2 separate regions of the Homo sapiens genome follow, and region 2 is linked to region 1. The links are chromatin loops, found by intact Hi-C in ENCODE. Cell type or tissue: B cell. All regions are shown on one strand. Links, peaks and the distances in the headings refer to the core of each region. The heading gives the core; the rest is flanking DNA.

Region 1 (9,691 bases), core at 3,132-5,631:
AGCTGCAGGGAGCACTCGCAGTTCCCATCAAGCCTCAGTTCAGAAGCACGCCCCATGGAGTCAGGAATCTCCCTCCCCCAGCCACACCAATCCTTACTCTCTCAGGCCTGCCATGTCCTGAGAGACAATTGAGTGAAATACCTGGAAATTGTAATTACTCCTGCTGTGTCCTCTGCCTCGAATGCCCCACTCTTCCTTGAGGACACCCGCTTACTTTTCAAGGCCCAGCTCCAATGTCACCTCCTCCCGGGAGACTTCCTCAATTCATTTGTCAAGTTCTCCTGTATGCTTCCATTGTCCCCATCTTACAGTAACTCAGTTTTAAGTATGTTTTTGCCACGAGACGGGGTCCTGTTAGGTGAAGCTGCTTCTCCCATCATCCAGCAGTTTGATGACAGCAAGCTCGGTGCACGGAGGAAGCAATGGCTGAGGGTGCTGGTCCCTCACTCAGGCGAGAACAGTGCAGTGAGGAATGCACCAGCCCAGAAGATGGACCAGGTGGGACATTAGGAAGAACGTAGCATGTGACTCCAGAAAACCTGGCTCTGAGCCAGATGAAGCAATTGATTACTCAGTAATGGTGAAGAACCCGCAGAAAAAGAACTGCCACTGGAAGCTACACAAAGACCGGTAAGTAACTGGGAATGGCGGAGGGAGGGAGGGGTGACTTTTCATGGTAGCTGTGGCTACATGTATTAAAAATGTAAATAAATTAGTGGTTTATCAGGTAACTGGGGTGAGGGCTGTACACAGAAGCATGTGTTCATTTCACAGCCAGGCCAAGCATATTTCTCCGATGGGTAAGATCAGAGGATAGAAGGGAGGACTTCCGCGGCAGGCTGTCCTCAGTCAAGACTACAGCCAGAACACGTTATGAGCTTCTGCTGATAAAAGACACAAGATAAGCCACTCTCCCAGCACTTTGCTTCTCCTGCAGACTAAATCCTCATCCTCTCATTTCTATCTCCTATAATCAGGCAATCAACACACACTTATTTAACTCCTACTATGTGCCTAGCACCCTCCTGGGAGCTAGGCCTGCAGAGATAAACTAACTGTGATCTCCATCTTCCTGCTTACTCTGGGGTGGGAGGGACATTAGACTCAGAAATCCAGTATGCAACATACCGTGGTTGAGGCTACACTCCAGGCATGGCTGAGAAGCCTCACTCCCCTTGACGGATATGCAGGGGAAGGCTGGAGAAAGTGTGACAGAGAAGACATTTGGTCTGGGCCTCCAAACAGGGGTTCACTCAGTGGACCAGGGAAGAAGCATATTCCAGGCAGAGGCAAAGACAGGGTGGGGAGAGGAGCGCACACGCAGGGAAGAGAGTGAGAGGCAGGGCGGGGAGGGAGAGCAGGGGGCAGGGGAGCTAGGGACAGGGCAGTGCTGAAGGATCCTGACATGACCCTATTTGTGTTTCAGAAAAATCTTCCTAGAGACTCTGTGGAGGACAGATAAGAGGGCAAACAGGAGGCAGGACAGTCAACTAACAGGCTGCTGCCATATTCTGGGAAAGAAATGATTAAAATATACATTAGAAAACCAATTCAGACAAAAGCTTTGGGTGTAGATGTCAGGGATATCCATAAAGTAGAATCACAGGACTTGACGATGAATTAGACTTGGGGAGGGAAGGAGAAAAAAATCTCAAGTGACCCCTGGACTTCTAGATTACTATGCACCATACTAGTCTACTTGCCCAAATAGGTTTTTAAAGGGAGAGTCCATTCTTTTAATAAAGGATAAATCCTCCTTCTAAAGCACCATAATTTCTGTCAAACATGGTGTCCCTGGCCACCTCTTCCTAGGCTTAGTGTCCTGGGCTGTAATGCCACCATGGCTGAGCCTAAGTAACCACTTTCTTCATTCTCTGCCAATTACTTCTCTGTGTGACTCACCTACTTGGAAAGGAAAACCTTGCTTCAAGGACTAGTTCCCAGTTTCTGTGCTCAAAAGGTCTCGGTTTTCTTAGTGCCAGTAAGTTTTTAGGCTTGAGGATATTCCTTTCCTACTCATGGAGTTTAAACATTATTTCAGTTACACATACATTTATGTCCCCATGAGCATGTGCCTCTCCACCTAGCATCTCTTCTGGCCACACTCTCTAGGGCTGGGTAGCACAGCTACAAAGCTATCCCCCACCCAGGCTGGAAAGGGCTCAAATCTGAGGAAGGTCTCTGGACAGAGCAGCCTGCAAGGTGCACTTCAGAAGAAGCCTGCAACGCACAAGCTCCTTAGACTCTTGGCTCCCACTTCTCATCTCTGCAAAGAAACGTTGGTAAGCGTCAGGTCAAGTGCGAACCCCCTGTGGCTCTAAATCCAGACAAAGAGAAAGGGAATGGCACCTGGCAAAACCCCCATCCTCCCAGGAGAAGCCTTATAATGGCTGCTCCCTTCTAGCTGTCCCTGCTGGCTCCTGCACCAATCCAGGTGGCTGGGGACTTGAGGCTCACTGTGATCCATGCCTGAGGTTACGAAGCAGGTGGGGGTGGTGGCGATGGGGGGAGTTGGAGTGGGGTGGGGATGGGAGGGGATATAGTGGGGCTTAGAGAGAAAGCGTCTTAGGTTCAATACCTTAGGGAAATGAGATAATCCTCAAACCAAAGAACTGACTCTAAGCTGGGTACTCCTTGGAGCCTTCGAAACAGATGCTAGTCCGCCCCACTGTCTGTCATTTTATTAGTCTTTGTGACTTTCCACTTCATACATGGTACACATGATAAAGACCTACTGTCTTGTGTCTGAAGGCAGCTTCCAAGGCAAGAGGCTTGGTTTTGTCAGTGGGTCTTGTTTACTGAAATAACTCCTATTCAAATTATTTTACCATAATAAAAATTTTTAAAACCCTCAACTGATTTTTTTTTTTTAAGAATTTAGGTAACCTTAGTTGGGAGGGATTCTTTAAAGGGAATTATAAATTTGGATTATAAAACAATCTGCTTAAGAAAGAATCCCAGAAATTCACATAAGCAATCAAATCAGAGAAGAGTATTCTAGAAAGGAAAGCAGAGTTTACTCAGAGGTCAACTTTCATCCCTCCATGTGAATAGAAAAACCATTAGAATAAACAATTACCTGACAACTCTTAAGAGCAACAATGGAATTCTCTATAATCGCAGTTCTTGATAATAGGTCTTCTACTACCACTTCAACTTTGTTTATGTTTGAAAGTCATGATGAGTTCATAAATCTTTTCTATATCATGGCGCATCTTTTGACAAAGTGGAGTCTGGGCAATGTTATATGTAACTGTCCATTCTAACTGCTTTCCTCGCATCATTAACCACTTGGTATGACACCAACGAGATAATTAAGACAGGTTTGTTTAATATTCCAAATGAAGGTCTATATGATTATCCATTAATCAAAAGTAAACTTCAAAACCTGGACACTAAAAAAAAATCCTTTATATAGCTGGTTTACAATGTAATTATTACTACATAACTGTTCATGATCTGTGACTTTTTTTTAAATGCAGGTCAACTGTTTAAAATTTATAAAGATTTATGCTCATTTAATTATTGCCTGCATAAAATTCACTCCTACATGTGTTATCTTGATAGACAGAGAAAACCCTGATGAGCAATTACAGAGTGATAGTTTTTCAGTGAAAAGAAAGAAAATATTTTTACAAAGAAATTGTAGAAATAATGAGAATTAACTTCAATGGGGATCTGAAAGGGAAAAGAATTAATTTTTTAAGTTTGCTTTTCATTAATGTCTTGCAGACAAATTGGCCCAAAAGCCAACTGAAAGGAATTGTTCTTTTTTCTTCTCCTGGGGGTGGCTACATGTTCATTCATTCATTCAGTCATTCGTTCAGTCAATAAATACATATTGGGCATCTATTCTGTTCTGGGTACAGTGCTACTGTGAAAAAAAATACTGATCCCTGTCCTTAGAGAAGGAGAGAGGACATTTTACCAAACGTTCATTCAATTAATTATATAACTTACACATATGATGAGCAATTTCTTAGATGGGCAGAGAGAGCCACGGAGCCAGGGCCCAGACCAGGCAGCATCTCAATGCTCAGATCATACCCACTGAAGGGTGAATCCTGGTTTTAGCACTTCCTGGTTTGGCAAGTTACCTCACTTCTCTGGGCTTCATTTCCTCTCCAGAACAGAGATAACAACCATACTATAAGGCTGTTGTGAAGATTTCATAACATAACAAACAGTGCCCGATCTGATCCACAGTGGATGCTCAATAAATACCAGCTCCTTCCTCTCTTTTTGCACACTAACACTTCTCTGAAGCTGTCCAGGAGAACAGGATTATCTGGTGATAGAACATTATTAAGTTCCACATCCCAAAGCCTATTTATCCTTTTTGTTGCTTATGTTCCTTAGAGGAGATAATCAATAAATATTTACAAACCATCTATATTACAGGCAGCGGAGCCCTGGGCTCCATCTGCCACACCAGTTCCAAGCTTCAGACATTCTGGTGTGAAAAGGGCCTGCTAAGACACTTTCAAGGCCCCATGAAATATATGCCCCATAAAAGGAAGAGAATTAATCTCCATAACCATGAATATGAAAAAAATCTAGAAAAGATGTGCTCCAAGAATAATGTTCTTCAGCCCTCAGCCACAACTCAGATCTCAAGGGAGGTTAAGACTAGAATTCTGGGAGAGCCAAGAAAAGGAGAAAAAGAAACAGACCATTGAAAGCAGCATCTCCATCAAACCAGACATTGTCCTTGGAACGCTACATTTAATACTTCATGAGTTTCTCACATTTTCCTTTTGTAGATAAGGACCTAGAGGCTCCAAGAGTATAAGTACATTGCCCCAAAGTCCCAGGGTAGCAAAGCCCAGAGTCTGGTTGTCTCTAAAATTCATGTTCTTTCCACTACACCAGATCATAAAGGATTAACAACCCCACAGTTACTGCTTGTTTCAATTTGCAATGCAGCAATTTAGTAATTTTAAATTAATCCTTGAAAAATCATCAAGAGATTAATATGCAAATTTCAACACTGCTAGAGCTCAACAGTGATTCTGTGTCAAAAACCACATAAATTGGTCCTACAAAAGTTCAGATTCTCCTTAGAGGAAAGGCTTTCCTGCTTCATTTTGTAATTTGCTATATATTTAAAAAAACATTTCTTTTCTTTTTTTCCTCATGAATAGAACACATCAATTCCAGGGAGGCAGTGGGGTACAACAGGAACAAAAGCTTACAAACCTGGGTCGCTACACTGTGCTTACGAGCAGACCTTGCCACCTCAGCTCTGTGAGCTCTGGGCTCCCTGTCTAAAACGGGGCTCAGGTCTACCCCTTTCGGAGTAGCTCTAAGGATTAAAGTGGAAGCATGTACGGTAGGAGTCTGGCAGATTGGTATCACCATTCTGCTTAGAAACAAACAACGCTAGCCTTTTACTGGTTTGCAAAGGAGGATTTAGGGACAATGGGTCATGCACAGGGAATTGGTTCATTAGTAGCAAAACCAGCAGAAGGAATGTAAATTTTTAAAATAGTGGGGGCAGGAGAGGTAGCATACAGTGCAGACAGGCTTTGGAGGTAAGGCTATGAGAAGACTTAAAAAAAAAAACTTCCTAATCTCAATTGTGGTTTTGAAAAATTAGAAATGATCAGAATTTCCAAGTACCTTAAAATGAAGTTCTTAAGAAATTATTTATTCTTAAAAGAAAAAAAAAATTTTTTAATGAACCTAACCTAGGCAATCATTTTTATCATAACATTATTTATAGAAAATGTAAATGTCTATTAGTAGGAAAAGCACAGTTAAAACAGTTAAATACAGTGAATTAAACATACATTTATCTTTTCTCTCTCCTGATACCAGCCTCCCAGAAAAAGTCAAAGTAAAAGAATTTTAAAAGGCACAAACGCCAAAAAACAGGAGAAGAATTAGTAATGGAACAAAGAGATCAAATTTTTGAAAGCCAAAAAGCAGATGTGACTAACGAAGTGGTTTTCAAGCTGGGGCCATTAGTCCCCCAGGGGATATTTGGCAATGCCTGGGGACATTTTTGGTTGTCACAGCTGGAGGGGAATGTGCTACCATCATATAGTGAGTAGAGCCCAGAGATGCTTGCTAAATATCCTACGATGTATAAAACAGCCCCATTCAACAAAGAATGATCTGGCCCAAGCTGACAAGCATGCGACTGAGGTTGAGAAGGAAAGCTTAAAGCTACGGATAAGGTGGGCAGGCACAGCACCGAGCATTCAGCCCAACTCATAGCACAAAAAGAATTCCAAAAAGGAACTGGAGACACCCAGAATCTCTGAAGGCTAGGAGACGGGGTGCAAATAAAAATAGGAGTAATTCAATCCCAAGGATCTCCTCTCCCAGCTCAATGAGCTAGTTAACAGACTTTCCCACACCTCTCCAGAGGAATATGTGTTTACTTTCTAGAAGAACTGAACCAGAAAGGCCTGGTGACACCAGGTACAGTTGAGGACGGGCAATAAAGCCTTTGACAGGCAATAAAGGCTTACACTGAAAATGAGTACTAAACGAAGGTATACATATTAGATGCTGACATGTCATAACCTACCATTCCTACTCAGCTTCCAGAACACTGATAATAAAGCATACACTACCTAGGCAAAGAAAACAGACCAACTCCAAAGAAAAAGATTCTGATACTGATATTTGAGAGGCCACTGCCCCCAAAATAGCCACACTAGTTCCAAGCTCCAGAAATGACTGACAGAGCATTCAGCCAGCTTTTTAGTGCCTCACTCTTAAATGTGACGGGGCAGCCATTTGAGGAAAGGCTCTACAGTGAAAGTTAAGGAATAAAACAAACAGAAGATAGGAATGTTGAGCAGGAAAATAATACGAGGAGAAGAACACTTTTTAAAATCTATAAATAACAGTCTCACAGATGAGTGAAAATATTAATATAATGGCAGAAGTAAATTTCCAAAGATGGAAAGATTTGCTGAAGAAAGTAGAGAGAAAACGAAAAGAGAGAGATGGAAAATAGGAGAGAAAAAACAAGAAAATTAGAGGATCAGCACAGGATATTTTAACATTCTATCATAGAGGCCCCAGAGAAAGAAAGAAAAATGAAGAATATTTTTTCAAAGAAATAATGTAAGAAAAGTTCTCAGCTCTAAAGGACATGAGTTTCCATATTAAATGGAACCACCAAGTGCCCAGCACAATAGATGAAAACAGGCCCGTAGCAAGGCGCATCACTGCAATTTCAGGATACCAGGAGGGACCACCAAAGGATGGTTACAATAAGTAAATCACAGGAATCGGAATGGCTGAGACTTCTTAGTTGCAACAGCAAAGCTAGAAGTCAGTGGAGAAACATCTTCAAAGTTGGGAAGATAGAGTAATTTCCAACCTAGAGTTCTATACCCAGTCAAACTATCAAAAGAAGAATAAAGAGGCTGGACTCACACTTGTAATTCCAGCACTTTGGGAGGCCAAGGCAGGTGGATCAATTGAGGTCAGGAGTTCAAGACCAGCCTGGCCAACATGGTGAAACCCCATCTGTACTAAAATGTACAAAAATTAGCCAGGTGTGGTGGTGTGTACCTGTAGCCACAACTATTTGGGAGGCTGAGACAGGACAATCGCTTGAGCCCAGGAGGTGGAGTTTGCAGTGAGCCGAGATTGTGCCACTGCACTCCAGCCTGAATGACAGAGCGAGACTGTCTCAAAAAAAGAAGAAGAGAGTTATTTTTAGTCATGCTAGGTCTAAAAATGTTGCCTCTAACAAGCACTTTCTCAAGAAAACTACTGGCGCATGTCTCACCAAAATGAGGGAGTGAAATCAAGAATGAGGAAGATGTGAAACCCAAGAATGCTTACGTGACAAAAAGTTGTATAAGAAAGGAAAGGTAATCTACTAACTACTTCAGTATGCTCATTAAAATGTAAACATTAACTTCTGATTTAATGTAAAAATTTTCTAAAGGTATAGAAAGAATGGGAGAGGGGAAATATGTGACTGAGAGAACGTTATTCTGTGTGTTTCGGGGTGGGGAGTGTTATAGGTGGTAAAAGACCAAAACTCTCATCTTCTATAGGAAAATCAATAAGTGATATCTGTAACAGAAAAAAAATAAGATTTAGCAATATGAATAAGTTACTCAAAAATACAGAGGGAAACACAGCTGCTAAAAACTTGAAAGTAGCTGGGCAACTTGAAAATTGCTGGTTTTCATCAACAACTATGTAGTACTACATGTTTTTAAGCCATTAATATGCATTACTTTCATAAGAGTAAAAATACCACTAAATAAGTATGTCATTAAAAAGGAAGAAGTAGGTAGATATGAACACTTTTTAGAATACATTAAACTAAAAAATGAGTTGCTAAACAAGTATGAATAGAATCATATTTATGTTTAAAAACCATCTACAACACACACAGGCCACATCCCTAAGGTACTTGTTTAGTGTCCTCATTGTCATTAATTTCTAAATAATAACTAATTTCAATTTGTATCATCTTTGATCCAACTGCTATTTCAAATAGATGAATATTTTTAAACCTTTAATTAATTTATTATTATAGTTTTCGTTCACCGCCATAAAAGAGTGACCTGTGAGAGTTTAGTATGCTCTATTTTGAAATTTTTGGTGTGATTTAGTACATGATCAATTCTTATAAATGTCCCATGGCATTTTAAAATAATCCTTCAGTAGCCTCCTTCATAGCTACACATAACACTAAATTCCTAGAGAAAGGTTTCATCAAACACTGGAGGGAGAGTGGGATTGGGGTTGGAGGGAGAGTGGGATTGGGGTTGGAGGGGGTGGTGGTAATGGGGGCCTTTCATTTTTTTCTCTATGTATCAGTATTAATCTTTTACAACAAAATATTTGTAAAGAATTTTTAATGACACAGGTAAATGTTCAGCGTACATTGTTACAAGAAAAACAGATATAAAGTGTGTACATTTTGTGTGCTTTTAAAAATGTAAGTTTTGAAACTTAACAACAAAAAAAAAAAACCAAAAGAATACTTCTGTCTCAAACAAAGTATTACTCAACCCCCAGTGTAAGCAGTGGAAACTAACCTGCTCTGAATAAAATAGGAGCAGGGATCTAGTGCTCTGATCAGTTAGCCATCTACCTCTGTGAGGCCTTCCAGGGCTGCCAAAGCAACACTGGGGTTCCCGGTTGCACACTTTGAAAACTACATGTCATAAAAAGGAAGGATGAAAAAACTCAGAAACAGATCTCTGAGATGGGAGATTATGCCTGATTTTTCTTTTGCTGTTGTGTGATACACATACATACATACCTTTCCTATGATTTGGTACTGTTTAAGTAATAATTATCTGTTCCTGAAACACCTTAACCACCTAAACCTGATAGATTTTTTTGAAGGATGGAGATTGAAATAGAGCTTTATTAATCTTTTCAAGTTATAATTCTATATTCATATTGCCTATTTCTCAGGCCAACTATCATTTGTCTTTTTCTAGAAAATTTTCTCTTTTCACAATCTTTAAATTTATTGAATAAGTTTAAAATTTTATTCTTTTCACAAATTCAGTTTTTAAAAACTACTATTTTTCAATTTTACTTTAACAATATTCCCTAATAAATTAAATTATAATTTCTTTTTCTAGTTTTGGTTATTTATTACTATTCTTTTTTTTTAGCTTCTTGAAAGTCAAGTTCATTGTTTTCTAAATTTTTTATTTATATAAAAGCATTCAAAGCTATGAATTTTCCC
Region 2 (9,691 bases), core at 3,839-6,338, 51 kb before region 1:
GCTTCTAGGGACCCATGGCTAAGCATTCCTAGGTAAAAGATGGTGAAAGCAGCAGAATGCCAGGAGCTCCCCATGCACCCATCACACGCCTCTTGAAACTGCATTAGAGGGGAGAAGCAGCTGGGGGCCCCCCAACTGGTCCCTGGGTCTCACTCCCCCTGCACCTACTGCCTTGAACTACCACATAGTACATAAAATACATTCATACCCTTAAACTGAGGTGTAGAAAAAGTAACTAATTCATAAAAAGTACTTGAAAACATAGAAGAAAAGACACAATCTAGTAAAAGTGGTGCTAATACTTCGAAGAAAGCCATCACTACAAACACCTCTGTCACAGCTTGGTAGCAAAGAAGCTCAGGTTTGGGACACTGACCCATCTGAATTTTATGTACATGTTTTTGATGTGTAATTTCCTAAAGAATTACCTTGATCTTTGCAAATATCAATTTACTTTATTAACATGGTTAAGTGGTTTCCAAGCATTTTATACGGAAGGACTGTGTTTCTAATGGCCCAGAAGGAGAAGGCCTGACCATGTCCCTCCTCTATTTACACCCTTCAATGGCTCTCCATTGCCCTATAAAGTTCAAACTCTTTACTGCAGCCTCCAAGGCCCTGGATGGGCTGGGCCTGGCCTGCTTACCTCAGCTCATGCTCCTATCGGAGGCTGAACTACTCATATCTCCTGGAAAGCCCCCTTTGCCTACACCTAAGTCTTTGCAGATGCTGCTCTCTGCTCCCTGGTTTATCTAATTCTTCTATTTATCTACTAGGTTTCAGTGTGGGCATTCTCTTCCTCTGAGAAGCATTATTCTCAAGGCTAGGGTCAGCATCTCTCCTCCCAGAGCCTACAGCATCCCAAATTCACTACAATTACTTTATATTTTTCTGCATCTGGTCTACACACAATCCTGTGAAGGTGGATATTATATCACATTTGCCATTTTTATACAGAGCCCCTAGTATAAACATGGTGCCCCGTACACAGAAAGCTCTCAAAACTCTGTTGCAGAAAGGAATGTATATTGTGTCCCCACCACATGCCAGACACTGGGATATGCTGTCCATATACAGGACTCAGCTCTTAGGAAGAAAGCAAGATACAGAAAGATGTAGTATCATGGCTGGAGTTAGCACAGCAGGGAAGTGGTCAAGCAGGGGTTTGGAAGTACATTTGTCAAATTCTACAGAAGTGTCACTCCCAAGCCTGGTACCGTGCCTCTGCATTGCAGACCAGGAGAAAACGAGGCAGGCACAAACCAATTGTGTTGAAACTGTCTTTCCCTAGGACATGAGGATGATGATCCTGGGAACCCAAGAGCTCCTAAAACACAGTTTCAAAGCCATCAGCTTAACAATGGAAACGGCTTGAAGGCCACTAAAGAAGTAAAACCAGCAAGGATTGCTGACCTTTGTTGAGCTCTTTATGTGCAGGAACTGTGCTGGGCATCTGATAGGCATTATCTCACTGGATCCTCCCAGTGATCCCATAAGGGAGACACAGCCATTATCCTCAGTTTACAGGTGAGAAAATAGAGACTCAGAGGTCAATTACCTTGCCCACGATCAAGTAAGCAGGAAGTAGAGGTGTCACATTCTAACTGCTCTACTTCACTGCCCCTGTGTATGGGTGGAACTTCATTTACAAGCCACCGGATCCTCTGTCTGGAACTGTCATTGCTGTCACCTTTCCCTTCTCCTTCCTGACCATCCCACCACCAAGAAGGATAGAAAATACCTTCTGGATGCATCCCTCATGTCACTCTGAGGTCTGTACACAAAGCATTGTTTGTGAGGCTTGAGGAGGAAGGTCTTCATTTATCAAACAGGAGAAGCACCATCGACCAGACATGACCTGGCACCTGCTACCAGAGATGGCACAGAAGAGGGGCTGCATAAATGTCTCTTGAGCTAAATTGAGATCGCTTGAATGAAAGGACAGTCACTGTGGAATCTGGCCGTGTTTTGGGATTTCCTAGCTGCCAGCTAGCATGATCATTCTCTCCAAGAAGAAACTAGGTCTATGCCAATACCCTTGGCTATTCTGCTAACATGCCACTAGCCTCAGATTGCTTAAATGAGAGAGAAACTATAAACAGGCAGAAGGAGAGAGAAGAATGGCGATCAGGTATACACTTGTCACTTTGGGAGGAAGGCGGACTCTGTAAGGTGACTAGGTTATCATTTAATGGCATCCTGTAAGAGCATGAACCAGAATTAGGTCTTTCCCCAAAATAACCTTTTTAAAAATAACAATGCAAGTTTGTAATTTATATTTCTTTTTGTGCAACAAATTTGAGTGTCATAAAAATGGTTAAAAAGTCTTCCTATGGTAGCTTTTTCTAAACTTTTATGAACATCTGCCACATTCATTTGAAGTTTAAAAAATTCTGGCACATATGCAAAGGCATAATAAGGTGCCTATAGCTTTCAAGAAAAAATAACAAGACAGTCAAAAATAAGCCTTTTGCTGAATTGCCAGTAAGAAAACTAGTGTAGCGAGAGGAGATGGGCCTTCCTGAGCACCTTCCGTAAACGGCTTTCCTTTGGCCCCAGGTCTGAGCTACAGGTTCCTGCAAGAAACCGCAGAAGGAGTATCCCTTTCACCTGAAGGGTACAATCGAACTAGATAAGCCCCATCAGAAAGCACAACTAGAGCACTCGGAATCTGAGCTGAAATTCCAGGGAGGAGGTCAGGAGACTGAATTCTAAGATTCAGTAGTTCACGGCTGCCCTACACACTCAGGAAACACTTCTTTGTTCATAAAGTGTCTTGGCTGGTTTCAAGAGTGGGACAACTCCCATTTTTGTTTTTATTTTTGTGCTGACTACACAGGAGTTCAGCACAGCAAACTCCTCCCCAGCCTCCGTCAATCAGCAGGGCTAAGATCTATCTGGGCCAGTGCTTCCTAAGCCTTCTCCCTTAACGCCCTTCAAAGGCTGAGCAGAAGAGACCTGCACCCATTCATGTAAGTGCAAAACTCTGTCTCAAGTTTCAGCTGCAAAATGTACGCATATTTTACACTGCATGTTTTACTACAAAAGGCCTTATTTTAAATTACTTACAATTATATAAAAAGTAAAAAATTCACTTCCCGCACCTGTAAGTAAAATTATGGCATTGGGTTGCCTGAAAACAGTGATGCCTATTAGAGGGCTTCTAAATGTGCTCCCAATTACAGCTTTCCAAGCATTCACTCAACGCTTCTTTTCACAAAGCATTTGCTCAGAGAATATCACCTGTGTGGCATCCTGTTAGGTGCTGAGGACACCACAGTGAATGGGAACAGTCCTTGTTCCCAAAGAAGTCATGCTCCAGGGGATGATGGAGAGGAACAAGGAAGCAAACAGCTATTATTCAGAGCAAGAGGCACCATAAGTGAAAGAAGAAAACAGAGCAGGAGGACTTCTTGGAAGAGGTGGAGAAGGGCAGGGCTGATGCATGCAGAGGGTTGGGAATGTGGATATGTTTAGGGATCAGCAGGAGCACAAGCTAACATGGGTCAGTGACCAGCCAGAAGGCTTGACAGTAGTGGAGAGACTGTGCAGAACCCAGGGACTGTGTAGGGGAGGCTGGAAGGCTCCTCCTCAAGTATTATGTAGCCCATGGTTATCAAGTGACCAGCTGGAGGGCAACCCATGCAATGTTGTGACTATGCACTGAACTTTATATTCATCTCCATACCTCCAGGACCTAGCAAAATGCTTGGAACATAAGAGACCCTCATGTTGTTTATCAAATGAATAAGGCTTTTGCAAGAATCCAAGAAAGCAAAGTGTCAATGAAGGCAGTGAGGAAAGAACAGGGCGAGAGACGTTTTGGAGCTTTGTGAGTATTTAGAGAGGATGAGGAAGAAGAGCATTCAGCCATGATCAGTGTGTTCCACTTAGGTGCCATTGAAGGCAGTAGTGCCATTCACAGGGACCAGGAACAGTGGAAGGGGAGTGGAGTGGCTTAGAGAGAGAGAGAGAGACACAGAGAGAGAGACACACACACACACACACACACACACACACACAGAGAGAGAGAGAGAGAGAGAGAGAGAGTGTGTGTGTGTGTGTGTGTGTGTGTGTGTGTGCAGACAATAAATTGTTTGGGGAAGACTGGGGGAGACATCCGTAGTACATCCAGGTGAAATCCAACTGGCACTTTAAACTTTGGACCTGAAGCTCAGAGAGAGGCAGACCAGCATTAGAACCCCAGCTGAGTCATTGACATTGACCTGGTAGCTGAAGCAAGAGGCCTTAAACAAGGTGACTAGAGGGCACATAGAAAAGAAGAGAAAGACAAAACTAGAAACTTGGAGAATGCTGAGGCGCTGGGACATAAAAAGGAATCTGAAAAAGCCTGTGCTGGAGCAGTCTGGAAGGCAGGAGGAGAGGCAAGCGGGAGGGAACTGTGGACTCCGATAGACCAAATAGTCGTTATATTAGTGTTTCAAACTCTACAGCAATTGGCACTAACGGTCCATTGGTAAGTATTTACTTTGAATTTCAATTTTTCATACGGGAGCTTTGAATAGACCCCCAAACTTGACAAACAAAGGTAAAACACAGAAGAAATCTCTTCAATCTGATCTAAATACATCATCCCAGATAGTCCATAAACTGTGTACTGTATGTGCTTAGGGCTGGGTGATGACAAGGAGGAACTGTTAACAGAATGTAGGAGCCACATGGCCGGCCTGTCAAATTAGAAATTTGAGCAGATTTCTGTGGTCTATTTTGATCAAGATTCTCAATGTCAAACAAACAGGTTTTTCGATAACCAACTTCTTTCATTTTCGTAAGCACAATAGCACAGTGTGCAACAGTTAGTGAAGCAGGTGGTCCTCGTCGACGTGAAATGAAGGGAACAGAAGAAGAGAAGTAGCACTTCCTTCAAGACATGCAAAGCACCACCGCAGACGGACATGGCTGTAGATTTTCCCTCTGAGAGCTTATCTCCTGTGCAACACAGGCAAGCACCCTCCCCACGCCTCATTTTGCTCTAGTACAAATTAAAACTCTCTCCTGAGGAGGAAAGGGCTTAGGGTACATGTCTACAAACTAATGACACTTACAAAAGCACAGAAAAGTCCTTTAAAAGAATTGCTATCTAATTGGTACAGCCATACAGAAAGCAATCTGGCATCCGATGCATAGCTTTGACCAAGCATTTCTACTTTAGGGGTTCTATGCTAGGGAAATGAGGCAAAATGCAGATAAAGCCTTATGCATAAAGATGTTCACTGAAATGCTATTTATAATAGTGAAAAATTATAAACAACCTCAGTGTCCAACAGTAGGAAAACAGTTACGTTGTGGTATATCCAAATAGTGGGAATGATAGGTGGCAAATTAAAAATTATTACTGAGAGTAGATAAAAACATGTAGAGATTCCCAAGCCATGTTAATTAAAATAAAGACACAAAATTATAAAGTATATCAATTATACATATTTATACAAAACATATATTTAGAGACTAAAGACCAAGAGGGAGATTAGTAAAATGCTAACAATGGTTCAATCTGGAATAATGGCATTGTGCATAATTTTAATTTCCTTCTTCATGATTCTATATACATTTTATATCACATTTACTACAATGAAGAATGCAATATTGCTATAGCGATTAGAACAAACATTTTGAAAAGCAAATCATTTCCCTTCCCTCGTTCAAACCCTTAAAGAACCCTTTCCTCCTGCCTCCTTGACTCTCATTCCCTCAACCCATGAAAATCCACAGTCTCTCGGCAAAGTGGGAAAACCCTGAAAACAGAGCCCAGTGCACGGCGTCCAAACCGAACGCTCAGCTCTGTACGCTGGGAGGTGCTGCTTCAGCATGCTCCCACGTGCAGAGCTGTGACTGCTGAGACTGGGTCTCTCCACCGCCACACAATGAAACAAAGCCCCAGGTAGAGCCATCTGGGGAGGAAAGAAGCCAACTTACCTCCATTAAACTTAAATGGATTCCTATGAGGTAGGGCATGGGAGCACTGTGAAGAGAAACAGAGACACACAGCTGCTTTAATGTCTGTTGCTTCTGACAGAAAATTACAGATGGTTCACTATTTGGAGAAAAACTGTTTTAATAAACGTATGCATAGTTACATTTCCTTTCACAACAAAAATCCTAATATGACATTTTGTTCCCAAGCCTAGAAACTTCAGAAGAATTTCAAAACGTGGGCAGCATTGGAAACAGCATGGGTAGCAGGAAGAGCATCAACCTTGATATTAGCCCCTAAAGAGCGGCTCTGCAACTGCACAGCCTCAGTTGCCTTATCTTTAAAATGGAATCCTGGATTCCAGCCAGCACGTTGTTACTAGAATCAAAGAAAATATACGTTAAATGATCAGCAGAGTTCTAATACAGATGGGAACGATTATTGCCATGATTACAACAGAAAAAGCAGTTAAGGTTGGATGAAGGGCATAATGTGTTTCAAAGAAGAATATTTTGTATTTGCTGCTTCCTCTGTCATCAAGAGATGTGATCTAACTGTCCATTCTGATTGGACAAAGTACTTGGAGAGCTGCCAGCAAGCATCTCCTCCCCAGTTGCACACATGCCATCCCATGACACTATAATTCAGAAAGCCTCTGCCAACTGCTTCATTCACGGAGCCACGGGTTGCCTAAGTCAGTGACTGAGCAAAGGCATGAGAACTAAACTCCAATGGGTTTAAAACCTGGGCATTTTGGATACACCGGTCCTGCCGTTGATTTCAGGGGTCGGTGTGTATGTGTGTGTGTGTATACATTATCATTTATGTTACCTACCAATAACAAATGTGCTAGACATTATATGAGGAACTTTAAATTCATCTATTCTAATCCACATAACAACTTTGCAATACCCATAGATACAATACCCATTTTACAGAGAAGGGACTAGGCCTAAAGAGGTTAGTTAAATCACTTACCTAATACCACAAAACAAAGTCAGTGGTAGACCTGGGATTTGATTCCCAAGTATGCATTTCTTCCTTTGTGCCACACTGACTTTGTAATATAGAACCTGAAATCCCCAAGCTCACTCCCCATGCAATGCTTTCCTTTGGGTTAGGGGAAGGAGGTCAAGGGATAGCGAGGAAGGGTGTGATTGGCAACTTTTCCATCTGTCTCTGTAGTATGGGATATAGTCTATGAAATGTGCAGATGGTATTTTGTGAACCTAGAGAAAAGACACCTGACTCAGACTGGGGTGAACAGGTACTTTTCTTCTGGGGCAGCTGGTAGAGTAGAGGTGGATGGACAAGAATGGCTCTTTGGGGACAAAGTTGGAGAAACAAGGAGTGGTAAGTAATGAGACAGGAGAGGTTTGCTTCCAACTGAATACTAAGGAGTTTAGGCTTTATCCTGAAAGCAATGGATAGGCAAGGGAGGTTTCTAAACATCACATGTATATTTTTAAATTGCTCAAACATTTAAAAATAAGAAAGGACACAATTCCCTCATTACCATTCAACAAATAAAATTCAAGCAAAAATCCTTTCTTTCCCCAGAATATAAAATGTCCTCCTTACTACAGATCTCAGCAGTAATATAATATGTCTTGGGAACATGTAAAACAGACTTGAATATTAGCAGCTCAGTTTGCTAACTATTCTAGAAGACTTTTGTATTTGATAATAGCTAAAGAAAGAACTATACACACAATTGCAGTGAAAGTGGAGTTGTCTTTTCTTCTTCTTCTTCTTCTTTTTTTTAGGTATCTGCTGTGTGTATTCAGCTTCTCTTTGCTTCTAGGGGCAAGGAAATGCCCTGTGATATTTTTTTTCCCCTTAAACTGTAAACCATTAGTTTAGCTGCCAGCTACACAAATGCTCAAACTTCCCAGTGTGCCTGGCTCTGCTGTCCAAGCTTTTTCCAGTGTACACTGAAATGAATGTGTTTCTAATTAAGTAGCTTCAGGAACACGACAGCTTCAATGTCAAAAATACAAAGTCTGAACCCTGGCAGGAAGTCTTAAGACTGCAAATGTCTCATCTAGTGGAACCTTGCCTAATGTAATGAAAGGAAGCAGGAAGAGTACAAATTCCAGAAAAATGGCCACTTATTAATGTGACCAGAAGCACAGCCTAACACATAGAAGGGAGAAAGCACAAATCCATAATATTTAACTAAATCTTATCACCCTTCCCATCTCCTACATTTAATCATGCAATTGACCAGTGACCATGGGTTTTAACCAGAATTGTAGAACTGAAATTCCAACAAATGAGTTAATATACAGAAAAAGACATTCAAACGGTTGAAAATAAATATGTATAGCAAAACCCCTCTGTATAACTTAACCATAGGATCTTATGTATGTAGACTTTAATGCTACACCCTTTTGTCCTACAATAAAAATCAATGATACCCTGAAAGGAAAAAGGGACCTCATGGAAGAGACTGAAGAGGCAAGAAAGGGCAAAATGGAACTCATTCTTCAAGTATCTTTAGATAGGCATTTTTTAAAGCCCAATAATTATCCAAAGAGTAATTATGGCCTATCGCAGAAATGTAGTTTTCTTAGCCAAGTATTGTTAGAACTGCAACAGCTCTGTATTTAGAAAATATTTAAAACACATTTATTCTGAAATCATAGCAGCTCCATGTTTTGTATGAATGCAAATTTGGACAAATACCTTTTACATTGTCATCATTTACGTATCAAGCCTCAGATACTTCCCTGAATCTACTGCATGTTTGCTCTGCAAATATATAATTACGAATTCCAAGTGGTGAGAGGGAGAGGGAAGAAAAAGAAACCCAGAATTTCCTGAACATCTCAATGTGGTACTTATCCAATTGGGTAATTCTAGGTACAGTCTGAAAACAATTTCTATTCTCACTGTATCTCAATAATTATTGTAGCTACTGACTCAGTTTCTTGGAACCTCTTCTTTGTCTTTTTATTTTTAAAAGAAATGTTTGGGGAGAAAAACACCTACCCATGATTATATTATCCTAACACAATTACTTTTTCTTTTGCATTCCTTTCTAATACTGGCTCACATTAACAGCTTTATATCTTTGAAATTATAAAGTGCATACATTGTTTTATTTTCTCATTGGCTACATGAACATTTCCCAGATTGTTCTATAATTTTTGTGATTATTAAAGACTGCATAATATTCCACCAAATATGGATGTATCATAATTTATCGAATGCTATCCCTAGAGTAGACATTAAGTTGCTTCCAATTTTCTATAAGTATCACTGTGATAAAAATGAACACCTTCATGTTGCATGAATTCCTAGACACCGAATTACTAAAAATTAAAGGACAGGGCTGTTTCTTATCTTTTGTTATATCCTAGCAAAGCATTCTCCAATAAGGCAGTACCTGGCCTAGTAGAAATCTTTCAGGATTGTTGTAGAGATTAGAGACAACCTCTGACGTACCTGGCACAGCAGCAGCACATGGTAGGGTTTTCTCTGAGCCCCTGGCATGGCTGGCACCATTGGACCCACTCTCCTATTACCCACAGAATGGTTTCTTGTTCCAGCCCTGGTTCTGTAGCATACCCGCTCTAGGATACCTGGTAAACTGCTGGTAAGAATGGTCAAGATGCCATGAGGAATGGGAGGTGCTTGACAGGCACACACCATCTCTACACATGGATTTCTGACTCCCAAGCACACTCTTGTCTCCCGGATACTCCACTGAGTTCAGGAGGGTTGCTCATCACTCTCGTCAGGAGGGTGCCT

The links. Peaks named below come from ENCODE experiments on the same cell type or tissue, not always from the same donor. Only the 100,000 strongest peaks of a DNase experiment are listed, where the experiment ranks them.
Region 2: a loop joins it to region 1, with 6 times the contacts of the local background. A loop is called at or near these places in 2 of 110 quality-filtered maps.

The regions. Positions count from the first base shown.
Region 1 is chr9:123,654,902-123,664,592 of GRCh38, forward strand. The region is part of intron 8 of DENND1A (DENN domain containing 1A); the gene reads right to left. Among named protein-coding and RNA genes, the nearest start is that of MIR7150, 170 kb to the left of the region's middle. RefSeq lists an enhancer at 1-467. In B cell, for the core only: no CTCF peak of the experiment used is centred there; a DNase peak (open chromatin) is centred at 4,080; H3K4me3 peaks cover 773 bases; H3K27ac peaks cover 1,439 bases.
Region 2 is chr9:123,603,499-123,613,189 of GRCh38, forward strand. DENND1A (DENN domain containing 1A) reads right to left here. Exons shown (of 24, transcript NM_001352964.2): 11 at 5,938-5,983. Among named protein-coding and RNA genes, the nearest start is that of MIR7150, 120 kb to the left of the region's middle. RefSeq lists enhancers at 4,772-4,901, 4,962-5,011. In B cell, for the core only: no CTCF peak of the experiment used is centred there; a DNase peak (open chromatin) is centred at 4,853; H3K4me3 peaks cover 872 bases; H3K27ac peaks cover 1,357 bases.